Regions from separate parts of the Mus musculus genome. Here region 1 is linked to region 2. The links are chromatin contacts, found by Hi-C or POLR2A ChIA-PET in ENCODE. All regions are on one chromosome and are shown on one strand. Each heading gives the region's core, a stretch centred on a gene start or an enhancer-like site at or near the end of the contact. The rest is flanking DNA. Distances are from core to core; before and after follow the strand shown. Region 1 has its middle 31 kb from the start of Lncppara. Region 2 has its middle 22 kb from the start of D130051D11Rik.

The links. Hi-C counts contacts between places; a loop is a spot of excess contacts on that map. ChIA-PET counts read pairs that join two places held with the same protein, here RNA polymerase II (POLR2A).
Region 1: a loop to region 2 is called in a map of left cerebral cortex, with 5 times the contacts of the local background. The contact joins two enhancer-like sites. A Hi-C loop is called at or near these places in 12 of 37 maps with a recorded cell type or tissue (adrenal gland, gastrocnemius, heart and 1 more). POLR2A ChIA-PET finds 5 or more read pairs at or near these places in 3 of 5 experiments (Patski and embryonic stem cell).

Annotation. Positions count from the first base shown.
Region 1 is chr15:85,670,051-85,674,866 of GRCm38, reverse strand. No RefSeq gene overlaps it. Among named protein-coding and RNA genes, the nearest start is that of Lncppara, 31 kb to the left of the region's middle. Within about 2 kb of position 2,952, at least 3 of the 3 ENCODE cell types and tissues checked have a DNase peak (open chromatin) inside an H3K27ac peak, as active enhancers do; they include gastrocnemius and left cerebral cortex, where a contact is called at or near this core.
Region 2 is chr15:85,609,989-85,614,454 of GRCm38, reverse strand. No RefSeq gene overlaps it. Among named protein-coding and RNA genes, the nearest start is that of D130051D11Rik, 22 kb to the left of the region's middle. Within about 2 kb of position 2,515, at least 2 of the 3 ENCODE cell types and tissues checked have a DNase peak (open chromatin) inside an H3K27ac peak, as active enhancers do; they include gastrocnemius and left cerebral cortex, where a contact is called at or near this core.

The sequences.
Region 1 (4,816 bases), core at 1,703-4,202, 60 kb before region 2:
AATACTCAGGGTACAGGTTTTGGGGAGGCAACAGGATGTGCCTGGGTCACATGGTGAGCCGGAGACAAGGACAAATTAGAACCTGGAATGCTCCAACTTTACTGCCTGGTGTGAGCTTGGGCACTGGGGCCTCCTGAGCACTGAACCAGAGTTATTCCTTCACTCGCTCTCGACACATGCAAATATACCCCTGAAAATTGAACCACAGAAATACAAATGAGGCATGGCCATTTTAAGATGTTTCTTTCCTGGCCTGGAAGGCCTGTCCCTTGCCTATGCAATGTTCCTCTTTCAAGGCCCATAAGAAGTTCCCCTGGACAGACCGGGGGGGGGCACTCACCCAGCAGGGTGCCTGCCCATCTGAATGGGCACAGTCCTCCTCACCCTTCTCCTCCTGCCTCCCTGTAGGACCTTGTCTTTGCTGAGCTATTGGAGGCTATGTGCCCTGCTGGAGACTAGATGGAAACAGACAGATCGCCAGCCAGAGGTGCAGGCCACACTGCTACAGAGCCTGAAGCACGATGCCATGGATGAAGATACTGGTGGGCCTCACTGCCACACATGCCCATGCTTAGCCCAGCCAGCCTCTGCCAGGACCCTGGAGACCACTTGCCCAGGATAGTGTGAGGCATGATGAGGCTCTGGTGTGGCCACCCTGGGCTTGGCCCTAATTTAACAGCAGAAAGACGGAGGTCCATGCCCTCAGGCAGCTCAGCACAGCAGTCCAGTTCACCAGGGGCCCACTTACCTGTCCCTTACATTTAATCCAACAGGGAGGAAAATAGACAAATATCTGTTTTCCTCTCCAGAGCATCCTCTTTTGTGTATATGTATACAAAAATATAAATGTTGCCAAAACAAGCTATTTGAGCATGGGAAGATGTCCTGAATGGCCTCCCTGGAAACAAACACACTTAATCCTGTGATTTCCCAGGTACTAGGGTCTGCTCTGGCAGTACATAAGACCCTGATGTTTGGCAAAATCATGGCCTTGGTTCAAGGCCCTGGAACAGCATCCTCTGACACTCTGGCCTTTCTTAATTGCTTTGGGTTCCACACAATGGCCTGGGGAGAAGTAGAGATGCTCACTTGTTCGGAGGGTTCTGCCTTAGTCTTAAGCACGATGAAGAACTTCGACTAACCACGGCACAATCTCCACCCTCCCGGCCCTGTGCCGTGTGTGGCTCTTCTGTGAACAAGGGGAAACCCTGGCAGCGTTTTCCTGGCAAGGCTACCATGGAGTGTGAGCTTCTGTTAAAGACCCCCAGCTCTGGGTGGGCACATATCTTCTACGATGCACTTCTCCATCTGAGATGGCTTTCAAATGTTTCACCCGGGGCTTGCATTTGCTAAATGCCTCTGATTAAGTAATAAATAATATCTCTAAGCAGGGGCCATGAGTAGTACAAAGCAGACTAACAATCTACATATATTTGGTTAAATATATATATATACATATATATATATAGTTATATAGTTATATACACATATTTGGAGATATACATACATACGTACATACATACATATCTAACTATATAACCAAAACCAACCAAACACATGAAAAAGATGGTCAAAGTTAGCCTCTGGTTGCTGTTCTGACTCTGTCAAAAGAAAGCCTCCTTACTCTGGAGCTCTTATCCTAGATAACTGGAGCAGGCAGCTCTGAATGGTAAGCAAAGAGCAGGCTTGGACTTCTCCAGCCTCGTCCATATTCCCGGAAACAGGGCCTCAAATGCCAGTTCATGGGTCTGAGGTGTAATGGATATAGGTGCCCCCCACTCTGTGTGATTTGAGGTGAATGCCCCCAACAAGGCTATCCAAACCACATTTTTAAAAAAAGTGGGAAGAAGAGCAGTGTTCTCGCACACATATGAAAGCAGCCTTAATCCTCAAGGCTGGAGTATCTTTTTAACCCAGGCTACATACACACATGTAGAGACCCGGTTTTATTTCCCAGATAGACAGACCCTATGTGCTCAAATAAAATGAAGCTATTTCTGGCCTGGAGAGATCACTTAGGCTTTTGAAAATCCAACTTTGAAGAAATTAATTTCAGTGTTACCTGAAAACCCCTATAATTATTGTAAAGACAAATTCTTTTGCCCCTTTTTTTGGTCCCCACAAACCCCTCAAGCCTGCTAGCTGTGCTGTGTGAGCCACCTATAAGAAGGTGCATTTATTAAAGAGGTTATGAACTGGGTTTTGTTGTTATTTGGTTTTGCTTTGCTTTATTTAACCGCCCCATAAACGAGAACTTCCCACCCAAGGGTCTTCCACTGCACTCTGGATTTCGGCTGCTATGCTGAAGGTTCACCCTAAACAAGCTCTCTGAAAATGTCCATCTAGCATCAAAAAATATTTTTAAAGTAAAAAGGGTTTAGTAAAACAGGTCAAATTGTTGAGAAAGGACTTAGGCTTCCAAACAACATTTCCAAACACCCCCCCCAACAGATGTTTTCTCTTTTCTATTGTTTAAAATGTCTGCTATAATATTTTATACGCTCGATAAAATCTCTACAAGGCTAGCAGACCCTACACCTGAGATCAGAAACTGTGTTTCACAAATCCCAAGTTCCGGATGGAGGACAGTGTGGTGTTCTCTGCAAGCTGCCTGGCTTTGGGTTCGAGAGCAACCTACCTGGAATGTGTCCCCGACTCTGAAAGATCCCTGCAGTAGGACCCCTCTTAGAAATCTGCCCATTAAATATTTAAATGCTAAGGAGCTAAAGTGAAAAAGGCTCTTACCTCTCCAACCTTGATCATGCCCGCGGCGCACACGTCCACCGCCCTGCCAGACCACGTCTTGGCCGCCGCTAGCGCTGCGCTGGCATGCCCGCGGCCGCTGGCTGGAGTCCGGGGTGACTTGCGTTGGGCTCCTGGGCGCGCAGAAACAGCCGAGGGCAGTGCGGAGCCGCTCCCGCAACTCTTCGCAGGGTGGGACGGCCTCTGGCCAGCTTACGGCGAGGCCCCAAACCCGGGACCCACCGCTCTCCGGGCTTCTGCAGTCTTACATCCAACGACCCACCACGCAAGAGTGGCCCGAAGGATCGAGTCACGCGTCCACGGCTGGCGCCACTGGAGACCTTTGTCCCGGACGCCAACGAGAGTGTGCGGGCCCGCGTGCGCCCACGCCCTGCCGCGGAGGACCGGGCCGGCGTGCTCCGTGACTTTCTCCAAGTTCACGTGCATCCCGGAGCGGCCAGGCGGGCGCAGCGGGCCCGGACGCTCAGAGCCTGGCCGTCGGGCGGGCTCGGGACCCAGCGGCCCAGGGCGCGAGCGTGGCCACGGTGAGAGCCACCGGGGGCGGCCGGAGGGCACCGGGACGGAGCGGGCCACTCGTCTGGCGCTGCCCGGGCTCCGAATGCAGCGGTGGCTTGGCACAGACGCGCCGCGCGCCCGGTGCATGCTAATGGCCGGCGGGCGCGCCATGAATTATTCAGCAGCGGCGCGGAGAGGACGAGCGCGGCTCGGAGGGCGGCCTGGGCCGCGCGTCCCCCGCCGCTGCAGAGCGGCCGCACCGACTTCCCAAACTTTCCCCGGCCCGCACCGAGGATGCGGCCCCCGCGGCGCCGCGGTCCCCGCCCGAGCGCGCTGGCCGCGCTTCCCCCGTTGCCGCCTATTTTATGTCTTTTGTCTCGGAGTTGGCACCTGTCCCAGAGAGCGCGTTTCCCTGCCCACCCCTTCGCCGCCGGATCGGGGCGGGGGAGGGGGCACGGGGGACCGGGGAGGAGGGGACGAGGGAAGCGAGGCGCCCGCGCGCCCTGCGTCCTGGGGAGACCGCCCGGGGGCGGTGGCGGCGGCCGTGCCCGAGCACCCGGGCACCCCTGCTCCGCGGGGAGGTCAGGGTTGCGAACGCGCCCGGAATACCAACGAGGCCGCTGTGCCCGCTGCGGGCCCGTGCGTCCGGGCGCCGCCCCTCCCGGGCGGCCCCCACCCAGACGGGCGCGCTTGGGCTGGGAGGGCGGCGGGAGCTGCGGATTCGCCGCCCCGGCCCCGCGCCTGGCCCCGCAGCTCCGCGTGCGCGCCCCCGCAGGCACGCCGCCCCGGGCGCTCCCCGCTTGCGCGCGCCCGCCCCGCGGCCCCGCCCGTCGCCTTCGCGCGCCCACCCCACTGGGCACCGCACCGCGGAGACCCACCGGTAGAGCCCCGGGGCCAACGCAGCGGGGAGGGCTGAGCAGGAGCGCGTCCCCTGCCCGCGCTGCCCGCGCCACCCGCGCCGCCTTGGCACGGAGGCGGCTGCCCGGGCGCGCTCCGCGGCTGCGCTCCAAGGCTCTGGCTGCCATGATTGCGGGCAGTACCGGGACGCGCGTGCACGCTCGGGGCCGATTGGGACCCTCGGTCTACAGGATCCCCCTCTGCCCGCCCGCAGCCTGGTACGCGCAGAGGACAGCCGCCAGGGTCACGGAGCTCTAGATAGCGTACTGAGACAACGTTGTGGGCCCGATAGTGGCAGTGGCTTCCCGCAGGAAGGGCGCGCGCATGGGCGACCCAGCCAGTCCAACGGAGCAAGGGGCGCGGTGCCCAGCGGGGTACGGCAGGGAGAGCACACAACCTCTCGAATGGGTATGGGAAGTAATGCACAGAACTGAGCATGCAAAGGGGCCGTGCAAGGTGCCTGGGAAGGCATGGGATTCGCGGAGGCATGTTGCCCAGAGCTGGTGCCCACCTCCAGGCTCGCTCCTTTCCCGCTGGAAACAACTTCCTGCTATTAGGACTGGGGCACGGGAGCTGCGAGGGTAGTTCAAGGCCATGGCTTTGCTCTCAGCCCTTCAGCGACACTGCTGGCTCCAGGCCACCCCGGGCCCCTAAAAGGGGG
Region 2 (4,466 bases), core at 1,266-3,765:
TAACCCTTTGTATATCTTCCACACTCAACTGGCCTGAGTGTCATTTGGCTACATGTTCCCTGCTGAAATGAGATGACATAGGGTCAGCCTCTCTGTATCCCAGGAAGGCCTTAGTTACTCATAAACCAGCCTGCTGCTGAGACCCTTCTGTGAATGAGTCCCTACTTGTCCCCGTCTTCCTACAAGCTGGCCCCCGAAGCACAGGTGTCCACATACAAGCTGGGCTCTCTTGTGGGAGGGGATTCAAGCCGTCAGAAGAATGGCGCTCTAGCCAGTGCAGAATGTCTATCTGAGGGCAGCCGGGGTACAGTACTACAGGATGTTGGGAGTGCTGTCTTGGCGAAGGGTGCTTCCTTCCAGCTCAGGGTCAGGCCTGTTCTCTAGCACTCTGGCTGGCACTTCCAGCTCAGTTGGCTTGTGGCCAAAGCTGCATCTGTCCCAGTGGCAGCAAAAAGTGCATTTCCCACACTCTCTGCGACGCCCCTGGGGGTGGTGGAGGGACTCTTGGGTTGCTGTGGGGCTGCTTGCCCAGGGACTTAGACGGGCATCCTGCTGTTCTTAGTGCCCTGAAAACCCAGATGAGAGACCATGATGCCAGAGTACATATCTAGGGTGCTGCTGACCCTCTTCCTTCCCCCCTCCTCCAGCCTCCAGCCACAGTACCAGCTTGCACCCCAGAGGTTAAGAGCCCGGACACTGCAGGGTGTGGCAGCTCAACCCTGACTGGCCTAGTCTAAACCGATGTTCCGCCAAGGAGGCCCTTTGGCTGCCGCAAGCACCTAAACAGCCCTGCCTTTGTCCTAGTGGCCACAGGCACTGTTTGCTCTGTGCCCAGCTTGTTTTTCCCAGGCTGAGCTGGGCAGGCAGAGCCCGGGAGCCATGGAAACAGCACAGGCCACCTGTCTTGCCCAGCCCCGCTCTCTGCCCAGTTGCTTTCTCAGTCTCTTCAGACCTCCTGCTGTACTGGCCCTGTACCAGCTGCCCCTGTCCCGCCCCCTCACTAGCTAGGCTGGGTGCAGAGACAGCCAAGGGTTTCAGGGGCCCTGGGGTCACACAGATCCTGGGGTCAGCTCGGCCATCCTTAACACCCAGGCGGTTGTCTGCTTGCTGCCTGCAGGGAAGCCCTTTACCTAGCACCTCTGCCCTGCTCTGGCAGGACTTTCTGTGCACAGGAGGAAGGGTGTGGGCTCCCTCAAGAGCTCCTCAGCTGTCTTAAAACTGCTGGGGGGCTGGAGAGATGGAGCGACAGTTACGAGTTGTTCCAGAGGACCCAGGTTCAATTCTCAGCCCCTATGTGCTAGCTCACAATTGCCTTTGCCTCAGTTCCAGGGTATCTGGTGCCCTCTTCTGGTCACTATGGACACTGCACATCCATGATGCACAGATATAAATGCAGACAAAAATCAATCAATGAAACAAACAAACAAAAAGCCTTCTGCCCAGCCTCTGGTTTTCTCCTGTCCTTTTGGAATCTCCAATCATTCAATAAGATCAGTCTGACGCCCCAGGCTCAAAACATCTAATTCTTGTCCCCAACGACACTTCCTGCCTGCTGGTGTGTCCTAGGTTTTTCTCTAATAAGTAGCCAGAACAGCTCCGCATGTGATGGGCCTGACCTTGGACCTGTGTCCACAGGCTCCCTCAATGGGTCTCAGTGTAATCCGGACAGGGCCAGTTTCTTCTCTATTTATTTTCAGGGTGCATGGATATTCTCCAGGTAGGATTTGGGAAAAGATAGTGAGCCCGGGCAACTCTGTGGTTGGGTGGGTGGAGTTGGAGGACAGCGTTTCACTCCCTCTGGGGCAAGGTGAGAAGTGTGTGCTCATCTTAGGAGGGGTCCCCTGGCCCAGGCAGGGGAGGACCCACCGATGTGGCCCCAAAAGCACCAGTTTGTCAGTGCCTGTGTTCTCAGACGTCTTTTGGACGGGAAGCTTAATTGCTCCATTCTCCAGATGAGAAAATCAAGGCTCCAAGAGTGCTCTCTAATACTGTCACTGGGTCAACGGCTAGGGAGCTCTCCTGGTCACCTTTAGTGCATCCCCCCACCCCAAGCTGTCCTTACAGTTTCCCGATCATGTGGCTGATCAAGTCATCGAGAAGCCCAATGCTTCTGGACGGGTGCCATTTGACAGCAGGGTACATCTCAGTGTGCCTAATGCTTCTGTATTTTGCAGGAGGGGACATGGGCTGGAGAGGGTCAGGGCTTGGCAACTCTGCCCTTCATTTCTCCGGCCTCCCTCACGTCTGGCCATTTTGTTCCAGCTCTTGAAATATCTGCTCTGCCCTCCCGGAAGCTGCTGGCTTCAGGCAGGACCGTTCCTCCTATCTGCTCAGTCCAATTCAGTCTTGTCACCTCCCTGTAGCGGTCACTGGACAGAAACTGGGATGTGCTGTCCACCCTGGCTGGGCTCCTGGGTGGCCAGGAGGCTCTTGGAAAGCCCTCTTCATCCCCACTCATGGAACTCTTGCAGCTCTTTTCCGGAATGGCTTCCCGATGAGGTAATGCTTCTTGCAGACGGGAGGAGGTCCTGGAGAATGGCCGCCAGTGGCCTCCTTGCCTGGGCGACCTGCCCAAGGCACAAAATGAGCCCTTTTTGGTGGCTGAAAGGAAGACCAGGCCCTAGACTCCAGACCTTCATTCGTCACCCAGCCTTGAGCTGAGACTATCCTAGTCCTGGGCTGAGCCTGTAGCCTCAACCAAGGGGAAACTAAGGCCTGAGGGGGGAGGGGCCGGCTACACTCAGAGCCCCAGAAAGAATCCACAGCTACTCCTGTTTGACACTCTGAGGGACAAGGAAAGCCTCCTGGTTCACCCTCTTGGGTCTGAGGAGTCTCTCTGACTGTTAAGCTTCTGTTAAGGAGCTGGGTGGATGCTCGCCCAGAGGACGACTGCTGGGTTATCCACTATCCGCTCTATATCCTGGGAGAGAGAGAAGCTGCAGAGAAAGCTACAGAGAGAAGCTGCGGTATGCCAGGAAAGTACTGAAGAGGCTTGATTCCTCACTCCTGCCCTGTGCCTGCCAGGCCCGGCACTGGTGATGAGGTCCCCAGTCCCCACATAGTCCAGAAGCACCCACACCTCAGGCTTGGAAAACAATATGAAACTTCTCACTTCTGAGGCTGGTGGCCGCAGTGCCTGGCACCTGGGGTTGGCACAGGAAGACCTTCAGGACTCAATAGCAGCACAACTTCAGTGCTTGGTGGGATTGGGACACGGGCTAGAAGATGACTCTGTGAAGCACTCAGGCCTAGTGTCTGCAGGCCCAGCTGGCCCTGTCCCCGATTTGAATTTATTGTGCAATGTTATCCAAGCCCCCCATCCCCCACCCCCTTCCCTGGCTGGGTCTCAATTTCCCCATCTGCAGACAGGAGGAGGGCAGGAGAGGCCTCAACTGGACTCCAGAGCGCCCCAGGTCTGGCGGCCCAGACCTGCAGCTGTGTGGGCGCAGCCTCTCTGGGCAGGAAGTTAATTTCCGCGTTGGAGGCGATGCCTGAAGTGGGCCCAGTGCTTGCTGCATGTTCAGATGAGGGCCGGGCTGGTGAAGTCATGTGGGAGGTAGCAGCAGAGGCAGGATCCAAGCCAAGATTTCTCTGCTGGCCTGGAGTGACCTTGTTCAGCCTCCCTTGCTCAGCAGCCCCCACCTCTCTTGCCTACACAAAGCTCTGGCTCTACAAGGGAAGACAGGTCCTCTTGGAAGGTGGGCCTGCACCCTCTTCTGCCCCCTGGTGGCTATGAGGACATATGGCAGTTTGGTCAGGACTTTGAAGGCTACAGGGCCATCATCCACCCAGAACCAGACACATGATCACCATCATCCCCCCACACAGGGCCAGACACCCACAGGGTCTCAAGAATACACAGGGATATAGACACCCACAAAGGCACAGACACCCACAGTACCAAGAACTCACAGAATTGGGAACCTACAGGGTCACTGACAATCAGAGCCACAATGGCCCACAGGACCTCAGGCACCCACATGATGGGCACCCGTAGGGATGGGGTACCGTCACTGGGAGGCCTGGTTATGACACACACCCCCCCCCAGGAGGAGGTCACTGCCACCTATGTCTCTGGAGTGTGCAGTTCAGGTCGGGAGTGGTTAGGGCCTACAGGAAATGCACAAAGATGGGAACAATGTTGAGAGGAAAAAAGTGCTCACCCAACCTGGGATCAGCCCTCTGGTGCTTCTGGCTGCAGTGTTGGGGGATGGACGAGAGGCCGAGGCACATGTCCTTTTAGCTCTCAATGGTGACAGTGAAGGGAAGGGCTCAGTGTGTTGTTCTTCCCATTGTCTCCTGACCCAGCAGCAGCAGCACAGGACAGACAGGCACCCACTAGCCTTGGCCTGATCCTGCAGCAGCAGGCTTTCAGAATGATGGACAATTTCTCTGAGGCCCTCCAAGTGCTGAAGGCCGTACTACAGTAGGGCTATATAAACCAGGGCGGCCAGCCCAGTCTGGCT